2 separate regions of the Homo sapiens genome follow, and region 1 is linked to region 2. A link is a loop called in an ENCODE intact Hi-C map of the cell type or tissue named here. Cell type or tissue: heart right ventricle. All regions are shown on one strand. Each heading gives the region's core, and the rest is flanking DNA. Links, peaks and the distances in the headings are about the cores only. Region 1 overlaps MYO5B (myosin VB). Region 2 overlaps CTIF (cap binding complex dependent translation initiation factor).

The links. Hi-C counts contacts between places; a loop is a spot of excess contacts. Peaks named below come from ENCODE experiments on the same cell type or tissue, not always from the same donor. Only the 100,000 strongest peaks of a DNase experiment are listed, where the experiment ranks them.
Region 1: it touches region 2 in a loop (5-fold over the local background); 14 of 110 quality-filtered maps call a loop at or near these places.

The regions. Positions count from the first base shown.
Region 1 is chr18:49,854,152-49,863,082 of GRCh38, forward strand. MYO5B (myosin VB) reads right to left here. Exons shown (of 40, transcript NM_001080467.3): 30 at 2,662-2,739. Among named protein-coding and RNA genes, the nearest start is that of SNHG22, 45 kb to the left of the region's middle. RefSeq lists enhancers at 1,947-2,447, 2,448-2,948. In heart right ventricle, for the core only: CTCF peaks have their summits at 4,785 (motif pointing left), 4,986 and 7,751; a DNase peak (open chromatin) is centred at 4,750.
Region 2 is chr18:48,671,456-48,680,386 of GRCh38, forward strand. All of the region lies in intron 6 of CTIF (cap binding complex dependent translation initiation factor), which reads left to right. LOC105372107 (a long non-coding RNA gene) reads right to left here. Exons shown (of 4, transcript XR_007066460.1): 4 at 2,070-2,221. Among named protein-coding and RNA genes, the nearest start is that of MIR4743, 5.3 kb to the left of the region's middle. RefSeq lists enhancers at 3,690-3,869, 4,343-4,967, 5,604-5,673, 5,694-5,753. In heart right ventricle, for the core only: CTCF peaks have their summits at 3,969 (motif pointing right), 4,181, 5,499 (motif pointing right) and 5,705; DNase peaks (open chromatin) are centred at 3,096, 3,996 and 5,526; H3K27ac peaks cover 5,976 bases.

The sequences.
Region 1 (8,931 bases), core at 589-8,588, 1.2 Mb after region 2:
TTATCTTTACCATTATTACTAGCCCCATTTTATTTTATACATACAATTATTGCATATACAATTTTTACATACAAGTTTCCTCCAGCCAAAAATGAAAACTAAGACTATTTGCAAATGATCTTGGGGAAGGTGTAAGATCAGCTGGTGTCATGACAAGAAGCAGAGAGACCTAGAGATCTTGCAAAGATTGAGGAGAAGTCTTATAACATTCTGAGTCAAAAGGCCCAAGACCAAGAGGTGCCAGTTACCTGGGCAATGCTCCCATCATAATAGAAGGCAAGAGATTAATGAAGGCTCACAGGCAGCCGCATCTTCAGGAAGTTAGATGCTAATATGACCATGATGTTGTCCTTCTTGGACTTAGTTACTTAAACCAGCTTTCCGATTCAGTGCAGCAGGCTTCATATGGAAGAAAGCTAGGGTGCTGGGGGAGAGGTACTGTACTGTAAAGAGCTTCCAGACATGGTTACATGGAAAAAATCCACCCCAGTGTCTTCCAGGAATGCACATAACAATTATGACCAAGGTAGGCACACAGGTAGGAACTGGTTGTGCCTCTAACACAGCTGTTGGAGGCCGTGGCTGCCCTGGAGGAAGGCGCCATGTTTTTTACAGTTCTGATGGTTTGGGAGGTGAGAATTATCATAAGACAGGTGGGACCATGTCTACAAGGGAGCAAGAGAGAGAGGGAAAGTCTACACTGTTGATATAAGCAACCACATTTTATGTAGCTGAGTCAGCTCCATAGCAGCACTGGGTGTAACACCTGACTCCCAGTGGCTCCTCAACAAAGTTACATGAATGAAGAAGTGATTGAGAAAATCACTCATTCACTACAGGCGATATTACCTATTACTAAAGAAAAATAACATGAGATTTGTGGAGGATAATTGGGTAATTAAATCAGGATTTTAAATGAAATACAGCATTTAGATAATATCCAATATTGGCTACAGTAAGCACATTAAAAGTAGTCACCAATAAGTTATACATTTAATGAGAGAGAACAGACACTCTTGGGTTCTAGGCGAGCTGCCCTGAGGATTTCTCTCCTGCCTTGTGCAGCACGTTCACTGTTCATGTCTTATTCTCCAGGTGGACTGTAGCTGACTCAGCCAGGGTCTGTTCCTACTTAAACATTAGGCTAGCCACCTCATCGTGCAGGTGAGAAAACTAAGGCCAAAAGAGCTTTGAGGCCACGACCAGTGGCAGGGCTGATTCTAGAAACCAGGACTCTTGATTCATAGGTCTGTGCTTTATTAATGCATTCAGTTGCCGATTCATGAAACCATGTCTGATCTGCTGATGGAGAGGCACGAGGAATCACCTGGCTTCACACAAGGATCCTTCCTCCAATAAAACAAACTACTTGGTGGGACAGAAATCTGATCTTATTGAATAATAACCATGATAGTAATAGAAGTAGCAGCTAATATTTATTATTCCATGGTTACGTATCAGGCATGTGCAAAGTACTTCACCTGTATTAACCTTATTCCTTATAATGCCCCGTGAGGAAGGTCCTATTCCATTCACAAGGAAACAGACCCACCATGTCACCTTGCTCACAGATTGTGGGGCCACATCTGAACCCAGAGAAACACTACCCTGTCAATCAGCTGAGTAAACTTTCTTTTTCCAAGAAGAGATGCTCTTGGTGCAACAGTACCTCTACTACATCCTCAGCAGGCGGCAAGGAGAAGCAGCATGAGGGCTTCTGGCTCCTGCTCCGCCACCACCTGGCTGAGGGAGCTGGGTCCAGCACTCATGCCACCTTGTTGAGTCCCGGTTTCCTCTCTGGAAAGCAAGCTCGATGACTACCAGTCCATCTCTTGTTGAGTCAGGCTCCAATAGGCAAAGCTATGCCACAGCTCTTAAAAGCCACCTGCAGTCAACTGGCCTATGGTGTGACCATCACATGGTGTCCTTTTGCTGCATGCCTACCCTGTCTGGCTAAGCTGCTCACCCACTGCTGAGGGCCAGTGGGTTTCAGGCACAGACTCTGGTATCAGCTGGAACCAGGTTCAAATTCTGGATCTTCTGTTTCACCAGCAATTTCCTTAAACCCTCCGGGCTTCAGTGTCCCCACCCCATGAAGGTGCTGTGAGGCCAGATGTCAAGGCGCATGCACTGCACTTGGCTGCCATCAGCTCCAGGGAGTCCCGGAGATCAGGACCAGCACACATACTGATGGCAGGCTCTGGGGGCACAGGTTACATTTGGAGCACAGCCAGCAGCACAGATCAGGCAGACATTTTTGGCTGATCCTGCAGTTAGGAGGGCCAATATGTAGTGTGAAAGCAGCACAGGCCCAGGATTCCCCAGAGGTATGTTTCCTTCTCAGCCTTGTTCTAAAGAGCTGTGTGCCTGCCGCTATGTGACCTCCTGCTCTTGTCTCTTTCTTCACCTATAGAACAAGTAGGCTGGACCTCAGGAGGTCCACTAAATGCTATCACCTTGACCCAAACAACCAGCCACCCTCAGCCATATCTGTACAGCCTGGGCACAGTGACAGATGGTCAACCACAGGGGCTACCAGCCAGACTGCATGCCAACTGTTCCCCGTGCTCTCGCACCCACTGTAGCTGAAAAACGGTTAAGCATAGACATGAGCAGGCCCAACGGACAAAGCAGACACAGGAAGAAAGGAATATGTTCCACCTGGCAACTTGCTTTAGGCCTTGGTAGGCCAAGCCGAGTTCTCCATCTTCATTTAAATATCCCCAATCCTCAGTCTTGCTAGAAACAAAGGACAGAAAAACAGGGTGTCCAGTGTAGACGGAAGAGACAGGCAGGCAGGGAGTCCTGGAAAGTGAGGAGATTCTAGCCAAGGTTTGGAAACGAAAAAAAGGCAAGGCTCAAGAACTCCCATTTTCCCTTCCTCCTCTCCTGTCACCTGCAAACAGCATCTCTCCCATAAGTCCTCCAGTTTCAGGTACTGTCCTGGAAGTGGGTTCATGTGGTCTCATGTGGGGCCTGCTAATAACCCCAGGTGGGAAAGCATGCTGCCCCAGAGACAGCAGAGGGCCAGCTTGTTCTGGTAACTCTGTAAATGGCAGCAAGGCAGCAGTGTGGGTAGTGTGGAAGCATTCACATAGCCTCACACATGGTGCTTCCCTCAATCAGATTGATTCAGACAAGCACAGGGAGAGATGCAAAAGGGGCTGGGAGGAGAGAACCCTAAGTGTGCATGGAGGAAGCGGGAGGCAGTGAGCAGGCTCATGGTGGGGAACACATTGCATCTGCAGAGCAGCATGGGAAGCCCCTGGGGGACGTCAGGCCCACCCAGGGTAAGGAAGGAGACTGCAGACACTACCTGCTTTTCAATGCAGATCTTTCTGGGACTCCTTAAAGGCACAAAAATATTAACTAATCTTAACTTCAGCTCTCCTTGCAGGGTCTTTCTCCAATAGCTAAAACAAGTTTTGTGATGCCCTAGATGAGAACTGAATGATGTCTCCCCTTGACCTTGGGACTGGGGTGCGTTACCACTTTTTACTCAATTTGGGAAAGCAGAACTCTTTACCCCTCTACATGCAAACTCTTTTGCTGTGTCCAAGTCACCCAGTGTCTGCCCCATGCCAGCAAGGGCAGCTCCTGGAGGTCAGGTGTGTCCAATGTTCCACCTCCACCTAGGTCCTCAACCTGCGCAGCCCTGGGCACACAGAGATACTCAAGGGCCAGCAGAGTTGGGTGGAGGAGGGCAGGTAGGGGCCTGCTGCCCCCAGCAGGACTCTGCCGCACCTCCCTGCTCCTAACAGCCTCTGTTCCTGGAGTACTCCTCCTGCAGGCCAGATTCCAGCTTTCCAGGCAGGAATAATGGAGCAAGAACTGCATCCAAACAGCCCTAAATGAGGACCTGTAATGCCCTCGTCCTCATTCCCAGGGTGCAAACCATCTGTAAACCAAAAATAAAATCCTAAGGCCCCCCACCATCTGAAGGGACTTCCTCCTCAGCCAGGGCTCTTTTAATGTTTAACCTGAGAGACTGTTTCAGGCCACGATAGGAAGTGGGGGTCCGATGTGCCTCATTATACCTCTCCATCATTAACATCAACATAGACTTTAACAAATCCCAAACTCATAACTCAGCATCATCCCGTCTCAGATGTTAGTGCCTGCATTTTACTACGGCCTTTCATGGCTGGTGCTTTAACCCAAAGGCACAGCTCACTGGAGGACTGTAGGCACCACTGCAGTGATTCTTGGGGAGGGCCGGAAGTAGAGCGCATCAGCGCTGAAAGGGAACAAGTGCAGGGATCCTGGGCTCCACCCACCTCCTTTCCCACACCAGAGAGACACTGACTCCTGCGCCAGGACCCAGGGTCTCCAGACCTTGAACTAAAGCTCCTTTCCAGCCTCCAGCCCCCCACCCCCCAGGGAGGGGCTGCTGGGGCTCTGTCTCAGAGGTTCACCTCACCTCTGTCGTCCCCGTAAACCTACAGACTGCAGAGCTCTCTAGGGTGGGGCACGCGAAGCTGACTCACACAAGGAAGTTAGGATTAATGAATGCCCAGGCCACCAGCCTCACAGGGCCATACTCCCAGAATTCTTAATTCTGTAACAAGCCAGGCACTATTGACAAAGATAAAAGTAGAGAACTGTGCAGCCCAGGCAGCCCACAGTGCTCAGGAAATCAGACACACGAGTAAACTAAAAACCAGTCAACCAACTTGCTTCAGCCGTTGGTTCCCAGAGGAAAGAACCCCTGGAGGAGCTCCTCCAGCTCCACTTAGGCCATTATGGGCCAAGGCCAGGGAGGGAGCGCCACCTCCTGGTGGGAAAAGAAAAAGCCCAAACTACTTGGCTCAGGATTTTTTGTTGAAAATGTAAGTGCTTGATATCAATTAATAAATCTACAAATATTTCCAGAGAGACCACTGTGACACACAGAGATAAGTTAACTCACTGCAGTCAGTCTCCAGCCACAGGGGGCAGTGAGGCTCGGCATCCAGGAAACTGGCTGGAGAACCTAGCATTGGGGCAACTCCCAGCCCCACCTGTAATGAGCCCGTGGCCCGGGCTAATCACCTCCACGCCCTGGGCCTCTCTTTCTTTACGGGTAAAGTGAAAGTAGCCTACTGAATTATCGCAAAGGTTTCTTCCAGATCTTTAATTACTAACCTTATTGCAAAGGTTTCTTCCAGATCTTATAAAAAGCCAGACAAGGCCTAGGATAATATTTACTTGGCCTCTGTGAAGATATTGGAAAAACAGGATCTATCAACCATGGCCCCGCCACAGTTAAGAACCTGCCTTCCTGGGGAAACAGACAAGATTCCTGCCAGCTCAGAGATGGTCAGTTTCCCGGTTCTAAAAAGCCCACTGTGTGCTCCACAGACAGCCTAACTTCTTTAGTTCATACCCAAGCTTTCTATTCAACCTCCTAGCATATTCCCTGGGACCTCTGGGAAATGGAAGGCACACTCCAAACACCAGGAACAACAGAGAAACATCTGAGGCCCTAGGCCTGGCCATATGAGGGTGAACAGTTTGTGGATTAATATGACCTAGCCATGAAATTACAGCAGACCCAAACTGTGCTGCCAACTCAGGACCAGCAGAACTTTGGGGAACATAAGGAAATGATCACCTCCTTGAAAAAAGCCAAGAGCTCTTAGTCAGGACTGGTTAAAGCTGGGCCCTCTGGGGAGGGGCTGGGCAGAAGCTAGCTCTTCCCGCCTTCTTTGCCATTCTGAGCAAGGCAGCCCACAGCAGCCGAGGCTCAAGGTCAAATGAGCCAACAGCTCCGAGCAAATCTTGAGACTGCACACAGTTCCTTGTCAAACACAGTCTCCGCTGTCCCGGACAGGCCCCTGGTGTGTGTATTGGCGGGGGGCGGCGGGTGTGAATAATAACCCCAGGTGCGCCCGACCAAGCCCAGGTGCCAATGCCTGGAGGCCTCCTGTCTTGCCGGGGACCTGCTGGATGGAGAGGAGCTGCTAGGAGGTTTTCTGGGACCTCGGGAATGCACCAGTCTCACTTTGGAGTTTTACACTCTTGATAAGGCTTGGGTAGAAGTGGACAGGAATCAAAGGAGCACTGTCAAAGAGCCAGACCAGAGCCCTGGCCACACTCCTGCCCCTACCTAACTCTGACTTTAAGTGCTCACCCCGAGGTGAGGTTGGGCTGAGGGCAGTGGCAACTTGTGCCCTCCTAAACCACTTCCCCATCCTTCTCCCATATACAGCCCTGAAAAGAAGACAAACTGCCCAGCACCCAGCTCATGTTCACAGCCCTCTTCCCCCTTCATTTTCCTATATATAAAATGGTGATAATGATGCTGGTGTCTCTTAGTTCCCAGAGGTAAAAAAGGAGAAAGCTTTGTGGAAGCAGAAGTGCCACCCGCATTCCTGCAGCTCCTCTCAGAGCAGCTCCTCAATAATAGCTTCTCTCCCCAGAGTTCAAAACAAGGGAAAAGACACAGTTATAGGGACCAAAACAAAACTCTACAAACTTATGAAGGTTAGCAAGTGATAAAAGTTCTGAACTTGAGGATCATGAATGCTTAAAGAGGCTATGACTGGGAATGTGATGGAAGCCCCCAGAAATCTAAGCAAAATTCAGCATATGAGTGTAACTTCCTCTAGGGAGAGGATAGATGTCATCAAAATTCTAAATGGTCTTTCACAAATCACACATGTGTAGATATAATTTATATTTAAACAGTAGAACTCTCCATTACAGGAAAACTGTAGGAAACGCAGAGCAGCTGTCTATCTCCAAAGCACCCCAGTTGCCAGGGTGGCCCTCATGGTAATGGGAATCCCCTTGTCATGGGCTCCACAGAATCCCAGTTGGGTCCCTGTTCCCTGCCTCTCCTCCCTCAATGCTGGGATTTGCAGCAATCATGAACACTTCCCAAAGCTAAAGGCCAGACTGGGAGAGAGGCAGGCCCACCATGGCCACTTCCACAGCACCTGGTGCAGCACACACTGCGAAGCTGGCTCTTCAGGCCTCCACTCCCCAGGGCAGCCAGCTCCTTTTCTGTACTTAACTCAGTTTCACAGGCTATTAATTTCCTATTGTACACCAGGCTTGCTGGGAACAGAATTATTTTAAGATATAATAAAAGCTATTTTTATTTTATCACCATCATTATTATTGCTGTAAAGGAAGACAAATCCAGGGTATTAAGCAGCCCCTGGGAAAACCTAAACTGGGGTCTGGATCCCTGACAACCGCTGCATGAATAAAAGAGGCTGCCAATGGTGACGGCTCTGAAGATCGGGGAGATACGCACACCGCTTGTCAGACCAAGCACACAGCTGCTTCTTCCCTTCTACTTTAGTATCACCTGGGCTTTTTCTTATTCATCTCATTTCTTATCTTCAACCCAAGATAATTTAAAATGACTAAATCTTGACTCCAGTTTTAGCACTGAGAGAGTCACCTTCATTCCTTTTCTCCCTCCTTTAGGGAAAAGAATTATACCTCTCTTGAAATAAATTTAATTTCCTCCTGGAGCCTGTGACACCACCTTCAACTTCTGATTACCTACTCAGTGGCTGGAAACTGCCCCAGCCTGAGTCAGGCCTTCCGGATTCTACCTTGACTCAGGCACAGGCCACCCGTGGGCCTAAGCTGTTCCACCCCCCCGGGCCTCAGTCTCCTTCTCTGCAGAAAGAGGGACTGGATGAAAAGATCTGGGAATCAAAGTACCAGAAGTCTTCAGTGACTCTGTGACATTCTTGCAAAAAAACTTAAAGTGGCACTCACAGTGCCACCTAATGACATTTTTGGGAAATGTTTGCTATTTTCACCAATTTTGAACAAATACTTGATCAACATTCTATTAGTTGAGGTAAGAGAGAAAGGTAGCCAGGGAAGAGGCCAGCTCCATGTTTTTTTTTTTTTTTTTTGGAGACACAGTTTTGCTCTCATTGCCCAGGGTGGAGTGCAATGGCATGATCTCGGCTCATTGCAACCTCCGCCTCCTGGGTTCAAGCAATTCTCCTGCCTCAGCCTCCTGAGTAGCTGGGATTACAGGCACCCGCCACTACGCCCGGCTAATTTTTGTATTTTTAGTAGAGACAGGGTTTCACCACATTGGCCAGGCTGGTCTCAAACTCCTGACCTCAGGTGATCTGCCCATCTCAGCCTCCCAAAGTGCTTAGATTACAGGTGTGAGCCACTATGCTCGGCCAGACAGCTCCGTTTTTATAGGTGCCCACAGGGGCATGAGGAAGCAGATGATAACAACAGTATCACGGCAGTAACACTCATCATGTGCGCACCACAGGCAGGCACTGTCCTAAGTCCCTTACACAGGTGATAGGAGCTCACCCCATCTTCCCAAAGCCACAGGAAGGATGCCGCTATGGCTGTCCCCAGTTCACAGATGAGGCAACTGAGGCACCTATCGGTCATGTGACCGCTACTAAACCGTGAGGAGTGGACTCTGCAGTGCACCTTCTCAGACACTCTGCCTTGGGGGTCTGCGTTCTGTCTGCTGACAACGCTTGGCCCTGCTGCTGCCCTCAGACAATCACTCTTGCTTGCCTTAACCCTGGCTCAGCTTATTTTCGAGGGGACAGTGGTTGCTAAACTCACATCCAGGGAGATCTCATTTTGGCTAAGACGGTGGAGGTGAAATGCTTCCATTCCACCCCCAAGTGCCCAGCTTGGGTTCCATCTGTTCTGAATGACAGAGGGTGGGCCCCCACTGTGTGACACACACTGCATGCATGAGAAGGGCATTGCAGCAGATGGCTAAGCAGCCCTCTGCTGCCAGTTAGCCACCCCCCACCCCCCTCCCCAGCCAGCATCCTCTCAAGAAGAAAAGCTGTTCTCAGCCAGACCTTCCTATTCCACTCCTGTCATCCTCCCAGGGAAGCTCCTTTTTCCTAATCCTTTTCAGGGGACCTGGGCTCTAGATGCTGAGAGCGTGTTGCTCGAGCCTTGCTGAGCTAACAGTAGGGCAGGGGTTCT
Region 2 (8,931 bases), core at 623-8,622:
TCTCCTGATTCTTCTCCTGCTATTTTATCTATATCCATTCATCTCTTCCTGGTGCCTTTGCCATTTTGTTTCTTCTCTGTTCATGCCTTGGGCCTATCAATGAGAGACAATAGAGCATACAGTTAAGACCTCATCTATTTGATTATGATGTGCCTTGGTGTGGTGGTTTTCTTCATGTTTCTCCCACTTGGGATTTATTGAGTTTCTTGGATCTGTAGGTTTATAGTTTCATCAAATTTGGAAAATTTTCAGCCACGATTCCTCCTACTTTCCCTCAACCCTGGGGTTCCAATTGTATGTATTCTATGCTTCTTCATCTTTTCCCATGGCTCACCAAAGCTCTGCCTGATTTTTTAAAGTCTTTCTTTACTCTCTGTGTTTCATTTTGGATAGCTTTTATTGCTATTTCTTCAAGTTCACTAATATTTTATTCCAGTGTCAAATCTACTGTTAATCCCATTCAGTATATTTTTCATTTCAGACATTGTAGTTTTTATCTCTCGAAGGTCATTGTGGGCTTTTTTAATAAGCCACTGTGTCCAGCTAGAATCTGCATTTTTAAAGCATTGTAGGAAATTCTGATTATCAGCAAGAGTTGAAAACTTAAAGTCCTGGCTGATAATGCTCCTGGCTTGACTGCTCCTTGGAGTATCTACAATTCACATGGGTACCCTTAGGACAAGGTAGACAGGCTTCTTGATCCCCAAACACAGACTTTTGGTGTTTGAGGAATTTGCGGTCCTGTGAGAGCACAATGGGATGACTTATCTGAGTTTTCCTAGTGTTCTTCAAAGCCCCTCATAAATAGGGCTGGCTGGTTCACTCGTCTGGCCTTGGGTCCTGAGGGTCAGCTGGCCTAGCTATTAGCATATGTGGTGGGGACAACTCTTAATAGTATGGACGTGTCCAATGCAATGTGGGATATTTAGGACTCCTGGCCTCTGCCACTGAATGGCCGTCACTGGAGAGGGGCAGGCATAGTGACCACCAAAAACATCCTCCTACTTCCAGATTCACCTAGGAGATATTGTGCATCCAGCTGAAGGCCCCCAAATGGGAGGGAAAGCCCACCTCTAGCCTGAGGACCTCCAGCCCTCCTATGGGAGTCTTGAGCCTGTACATAGATAAGCGGGCTTCCTAGAGACTTTCTTAGACAAAAATCAGGGCTGGCCTCCCCTCCCTACCTGGAGGCAAGAAGGAAAGAGGGTGACAAAGGGAGGTTGGCCTCAAGCCCATTGCCTACCTGCCCTCCACTTCTGCACCCCAGAAGAAGAGGGGCATAAAGATCCTACCAGCTGTGTCCCCAGCATGTTCTCAACCCACAGAGGCCCAGACCCCCATCTCCGGCCCCTTCTGTCCCTGTTCGGACTCCTTAGCAGGCAGGAGGCTTTGTGATGTTCTCAGCACCCTTGCCCAGCCTCTGTCCTGGGCTCCCCCTGCCATCCTGTGGCCCTGTCAGTCCCTCCCCTGATCTGTTCTGATCTTCCATCTCTCCTTGCTTTCTCACCAGCAGGCGGTTCCCTCTGCCTAAAATCTCACTCAGCCCTTCTCTGCCTGTCCTTTTTCTGGCTCAGGATACCTCCCCTGATCCCTCTCAGATGCACAGGATGGAGTCCAGCATCCACCTGCCATTTCCCCAGAGCCCCTGCCCCCATCTCTGTGGCATGGCTCCCACCACGTCGCACCTGCTTACATAACTGCCAGACTCCCTTCCTGGACTCTGGGCTGCCTGAGGGCTGGGCCATTTCCTTCAGCCTCATAACCCCAGCACCAGGTGCTCTAGAGTGAGTGCTGCTGAAGAACCTCCTTTCTAGATGTGCTGTTGTGTTGTCTAGAGTGTACAAGAAAGGCAGGATTTGTGTCTGTCTTGACACTCAGTCGTCCCTCTGTCTCTGAGTTTCTCCCACCACTTCCCAGCAGAAATTCAGCATGAACCTGGTTATGCTCTTCTCGGTGTGATTTCTGAGACACATTTGTTGTTGTTGTTGTTAAAGAAAACAGGATTTTTCCATCGTCTCCTGTATTAGGACACTATAGGCCATGGCATAATACTAAACAAACCCCACATCTCAGTGGAATCACACACAGAATTTTATTTCTAACTTTCTGAAATTCTGCTGAGGGTCCAGCTGGTCTCCAGGGTAGCTCCTTGGGGACTCCAGGGTCCAGGTGGATTGCGTTCTGTGGCCCTGCCATCTCAATCCATGGTATCCAAGTGGCCCTGGCACAGGCAAAGAGAGCTGGAGGGTCGTGTTCTAGGTCAAGCTTGGCCAACCTGTGGCCCAGGATGGCTTTGAATATGGCCCAAAACAAATTTTTAAACTTTCTTAAAACATTATGAGGTATTTTACAATTTTTTGTTTTAGCTCATCAGCTATCATTAGTGTATTTTATGTGTGGCCCAAGACAGTTGTTTCGGTGTGGCCCAGGGAAGCCAAAAGATTGGACACCCCTGCTGTATGTCTTAAATGCTTTGGCCCAGAAATATCAGCTCCACTCAGAGCCCATTGGACAGAACTAGTCACATGCCCCCGCCCCAACTGCAAGGGCTGACACTTCTGCAGGGGAGCGGGAAGAAGGGGAGCACATGGCTGTTCTGTAAGCCTCAAGTGCCTCTGCCAAATCTTCCTCTTTCCTTCACTTGCTCACTTAACTCATCTTCATGGACAAGTGCTCTGCCCTAGCCTTTTAGAGAGAGAGAATTGATCACATAAGATACAGTTCCCCACGAGAGGCACAGCCTAGTAGAGGAAATGAGACATGCACAGATTACCACATGCATTCAAAGCTGCAAATGCCCGAGCAAGTGCTGGTGCCTTGCCCAGGTCACAGTCCCTGAAGGGCAAAGTCTGGGTCCTCTCCCAGTACACCCCACCTTCCTCCCCTGTGCTGCTGCAGCTCCTGCAGTCTGGGGCGTGAATGTGTGGCTGAGTACAAAGCAGAGGGCGCCATGGGCCCCCACACTGAATGCCTGTTGATCTCCTGGGAGCCCTAGCTTATCTCTCAGTGGGTTACACACAGAGCGCATGCCACAATGAGTGGTTTTAGGAGGTGATGCCTCCACTGGGGGTCAGATGCTGACACCTAGGCGTCTGGCCAAGCTCCTCTCCAGCCAAAGCCAAGGCCCCTATTCCTGGTGACTCCATCTGGCTGTGTTTCCACAACTGGCAATGAATCCAGGGGTGAGTCTCACTGCAGTGCTGACCTCAGGAACTTCATCTCTGGAGCTGCTGGACTCAGGCTCTTGGAGCCCCCACAAGGATGTGGGGCAACAGGGTAGACAGTAGGTGTCTGTGTCCAGGGCTCACCCTATACCTCTGTGAACCCCTGCTGCCAGGAATAGTTCTGCACTCTGAAAAGGCATTTAGTGAGCTAGTTAAGTAAAGGGTCTGTTGGTGGTGTTAACTGTCCCCAAGGTCTTCCTTCCCACACTGGTGGCTGGAGGGAAAGGAGCAGGTACGCTGGGATAGGAGCTAGCCAATAGCCAGGTTTTATGGCATCCACACCGAGGCATGACATGCCATACAATGGCAGCCTCAGGCCAGTTGAGACTGACATTGCTCTCTAAGAACACTGATGGGGTGGTGGGGGGTCGGCGGGGGTGGAGTGGGTGGGAGATGGGGGGCAGCAGAAGGCTCTGAGTACAGGGCCATGGATTCAGGGTTCAATCATGGTTCTCAGTGTTGAAGCCATAGGGCAGGCAGACACTGAGACACACACTTGGGCTCAGACTGCAGTTCTAGGGGACCCCCAAATTCCATCCACAAGGCTGGTGTCCTGGTAGCATTTTTGGCATCTCTATCACAGGAGTGGAGGGGTTGGCCAGGCTACCACTCTGTCAGTGTTGTGGGCAGCCCAGGCCCATCATTAACAGTCCTGCTCTGAGTGTGGCCCCAGTGTTGAGGACTGCTGGAGTGGAGGCCTCGCCAGGATCGGTGGCTGTATGGTGGTGTGCTCCCACTAGAGGGCACCAGCGCACCACTCTGCAGGCTCCAGCCTGGTGCTTGCTGTGGGAAGTCCCCTGGTCCCAGCGCCAGCAGCCAAAGGCGTCTTCACCGGCCATGCCTCCTGGTCAGCGCTGCACATGCACACTGTCCTGAAAATGACCCCACTCAATGCCCAGGCCCTTCCTCCCTGCAGCAAGTGGGAGGATGGCGAGGTGCAAGAGGCAGCCACACTAAGGTGTAGGGAAGCTCCTGTTGGGCCACATGTCCCCTGCTAGGCCAAGGCATGACACTCCTCCAGAGGGCCCGCCCCTCCCTGGGACCCCTGGGAACACACTGCTTCCAGGAGGGCAGCAGCACGGGGCTGCAGGGGAACACCCACTGGGGTGGGGCTGGGGGAGTTACAAAGTGTTGGCTTCCGCCCTTGGAAGGATGGGGGCTGGCTAAGTGGGGAGATGGAGCCGCATAATCTGTAATCCATAGTCTAAGCCGAGTTAATTTACTAAGTTCTGAATTAACTTGACTAAGTTCCAAGTTAACTTGACCAAGTTCCATGTGAAGGCAAGGGATGAAATCCGAATTGCATATCCTTCACCTCATCTCTGGTCTGAGACCACCCCCCGGCACCCCCTCCCCCAGGACCCCTTTACTCTGAGGTGTGACTTGGGGAGCAATTTCTCCATGTGTGTGAAGTCGGCGCGACCAGTGTGAGAAAGACGGTCTAACGGGCATGTTGTCCCTGTGCCCTAGATGGCCCCTAGGTGAGCATTAGATTTCCTCAGGTTCCCGGGCACAGGGCCCTCGGCGCCCTGCGGAAATGCCACCTCCTTATATCACACAGTGGCCTGGTGCTTTTGTGTCATATACAATACCCCATTGAAAGACGTTGTTTGTTGAATTATCCAGTGTCCTGCCCAGGGCTTTCTATCAGGACGTATTTTGGTCATTATCCTTGAATTCTCCCAGACAAACATTATGTCTGCTGTCTTTGGTCTGACAGTAGGAACTACATAACCCACTGACTTCTCGTTTTGCCTTTCTCTTAGGAAATTTTGAAACCAAATTCTGTGTCTGTTGGCCGTTAATCATTAGATGGCTCAGACCTAGCAGGGCCGGCTCCCCTGCCCCCACATTGCTGGCCTTGTCCAGAGCGTGTGACTCAGGAGCCCTTTGCTGTGAAAGGGGCTTAGTGCCCACACAACAGTGGACGCCACCCGGTCAAGTGGGATTTCTGGCCTTAGGGATGTGCCCAAAGCATTCCCCATTGAGGGTCCCCAGAAGGCTCAGGGGACGGAAAGTGGCTTTCTGGCCTCCTGAGCCTGTGTCCAAGTCCAGCCTTCACACGGGAGATGGCTAAAGGAAGGGACAGTTCCTTCCTCGTTCTTCTGCTTGGCCCTGGATGATAACAGAGAGATCCTCCCCACTACCTCTCTAAAGAATCCGAGGGACAAATGAGCTTTCAAAATGAAAATCATGGCTCCATGAAATGACACTCAGGTGTCCCTCACTCCTGGAGGAGTGAAAATGGTGGCCGATAAGGAATGGCCTGGCAGCCCCAGCAGGTGGCGCTGCTGCTATTTAGTAATGGGGGTCCTGGGCGGGAGGCCGGGGCCGCGGCTGGGGCTGCCCCACACTGGGGTTGAAGCCTCTGTAGCCGGGTTCCCAGACCTCCAGATGAGAAGGAGTAACTTTATTGTTCCCTAGGGCTGTGTTAGCTGTTGCCAAGTCTTCTGGAAACTTCTAGGACATGCTAACTCACAGGCGTGAGGATTAGTAAAGTGCCCCGAGACACCCAGGAGCAGAGTCCTGAAAACCATGCCCCACCTCGCCTCCCCAGGCCCTGTGCACCGGCGACTGTTGCTCCATGTCACCCGTGGTCCCACGGAGGTGAGGTCTGACCTTATTCACCCAGGCCAACATTACGGATCAGGCATCTCTCTGTGTCCCAGGCATTGTCTTATAGCCATTATGGACTGAGTTTAAGTGCAGGGGCTGGTACCTGTCCCATAGACGGGGACATGGTATTCTCCTAATGTCCCCTTAGTGAGAATTCAACAAGGAGCGTAATGCACCAACAGTAACACTAGCGAACATTCACAGAGTGCTTTCCGTGTTCCAGGAACTGAGAAGGTCCTTGCTTTTTCTAATCTTACCCTCACGTTGTCCCATGGAGCACGTACTGTTATTGACCTCACTTTACAGACCGATGTCTTTGGTCGGATGTAACCTTCTCAGTAAGGGCTTGTGAACACTCCATATGCCTCCTCATCACTCAAGAATCGTCACTCGATTCTTCCCTGCAGCGCCTGTCGCATGTTTGCTTTATTTCTTTTGCGTCTGTATTCTCCCAGTGGAGTGTACGTTCCCCTGGGGCACATCTAGGGGCTCATTAAATATGGGTTGAGTGACTTGCTCCTGCCCCAGAGGGACTCCCACCCAGCATCTTAGTCCAGAACTTGTGCCTCCACCACAGAGGCTACCATGACTTGAGTGCTGTCTGAGCTGCGGGCTGCATATACTATCTCTGAAGTCTCACAAATACCCTGGGAAATGTTTATTCTATTATTATTTCACAGATTGGAGAACTGAGCTCAAATACCTTGCCTCAAATCACACAGCTGGGAGAAGGGGGATTGGAATCCAGGCAGCCTGACTCCTCTGGTACCTCTTTCTAAGGAGGGACGATGAGGAGGAAGAGGTGCTGGAAAAACATTTTCTAATTCCAGGAGACGGTAGTCACGTACAGCAAGTTAGGGGTGAATGTCATTTCCTTAATAAGCAAGAACAAGAAAGTGGGTATCTCTGTTTTTCTCTCTACTGCTGAAGGCAATAAAAATGGAAAGAAAAAAAGAGAAAAGCCTCTACAGACAGCTTTGAAAGAGAAATATTTTTTTCTTCTTTTTTAATCAGACAGGTTTGTAGTGGCCTTCCCCATCCCTGCTGGCCCAAGACGCTGTAGCAGCCATCAAGGAGGGGGTCTTACAAACGAGAGCCCCTTTCCCTCCCCAGCCACCTCCCCACCCCCAAGTGCTTCCTCCCTCAGGACAAAAATAGGCGCCCATACAATAAATGGGGCCAGAAGTTCTCCAATCCGTGGTTTCCTGTCTGAGACCTCCAGGTAGCAGGTCCACTGGGAAGGGGCAGCGTGCTCTGTGAGGCGAGCCTATTTTTATTTTTTGTTATTTGTGAGTCTTTTTTTTTTTTTTTTAAAGAACTGATTATTCTGGAGGTGAAGACTTTTGTTGGTGACAACTGGGAAAGTTCCTCGGGAAGAGGCCACTGTCTGCGTCTAGATGGGGTTTCCACGCGGGCCTCCTCCTGCTCACTCCATGCGGAGCAGAAGGCAGGGAGCTGGGACTGTGGGCAGCGAGTACTTTCAGGGCTGTGTGGGGCAGGCTTCAAGGGGCCTGGGCAAGTCTGCCCACCCTATAGGAACACCTCAATGATCCAGGCCACGGCTAGGATTTTAGGGATTGGCAAACTGGTCCACAGACCAAGTCCAGCTCTCCAGCCTGTTTTTGCAAATAAAGTTTTATCAAAACGCAGCCACACCCATTCACTTGCTTCCTGTCTGTGACTGCATTTGTGCCACAGCCACTTGCTGTGTGGACCCTATCGCCGGCAAAGCCTAAAATATTGACTCTCTGGCTTTTTACAGAAAAAGTTTGCCAAACACTGATCTAGAATATAAACAGAACAAAAAAGGAAACCTCTGAGAGTTAAAACAGGTGGCAGAAATCCTAAAGCTCACTCACTAGTCATCCAAGAGCCCTTCTGCTTTGCACACAGAACATTGTGTAATTCACCCAAAATAATTTTCTTCCAGCTTCCATTTCTTCTGCTGTAAAGTTGGGGGTCATATACCTGTTCAACTTACGTTGCAAAGCTGTGCTAAGAGTCAAAATACAATAAACCAGTTCATATAATGACAGGGATTTTTGAACTTAAAAAACACTCTGCAGATGTGATGTGGCCTCATGAAGTGGTAGTCACATCTGGAAGCAGGCAGAGAACTGGCAAGCTTGGCAGATAAGAACTGCGCTTGGAGATGGTCCAACAGCTTCCTTCTGTGGGTTTCTTGGCGGGTGGGAGATGGAGGGCAGGGACTGTTGGCTTTCCCCAGCTCCTCCTGAGACTGAGACCTAAAGGGTGACTGTCTTCCTGCCCTTGACCTTAGACAGAAAAGACTGTTGGGGGAGTCTTCTGCTCACCCATTTCTCTTTCCTCTTATGTCCTTCCCTCTTTCTTGCTCAAATCTTCCCCCTCTTTCATGGCCCTGTTCCAATTTCACCTCCTGCATGAAACTATTCTGGATAAATCAGACCACATCAGCCCACAGAGGTTTCTTGGTTTTTTGGGGGTCTTGATTCTAGGCCAATTTTGAGGTTTTCCCCTTTTTTATGCCCCTCCATGCATTTGTGCCTCCTGGAGGAGGTAGACCTGGAACTGGGCCTTGGGGGGTGGCCTGGGAGGGGAGAGGGACCTATGGGGAGAAAGAGAATTATGGTCAGGAGAAAAGGAGGCTGTTGAGAGTGGGGGAGTCCAGGAGTCCTCGAGAGGGGAGACTGTATGTAGGGAGAGCAGTTGGGGGTGGCCCTGGACGTCTTGGGACCTGACCAAATAGGGACTCAGCCGAATGCTCTCCAGCAAGGAAATGCAGGATGGAAGGAGGATTCAGAAGCCGTGGGACAGGGCCTGACTGAGCCTATGCCCTCCTCCTGGAGACCAAGAGGGAGTTCCCAGGATCTCCCTCCAGGCACCAGGGAAGAAGTTTTGTTATTTGTTAGGGACAAAGGCTAGAGCCCTTTAAAAGTAGGACTTGGCCCCAGTGGAGAGGTCATCTGTCCATGCCCTACTTTGGGCCAGACCATATCCAGAATCCCTTGATGAGTATCAGAGGGCTTAATCCTTCAGGGAGTAGGGCCTTGAGGCCAGCATGGGACAGGGAGCTGGGACAGTAGGCTCAAAGAAGGCCAGATTGAGGACA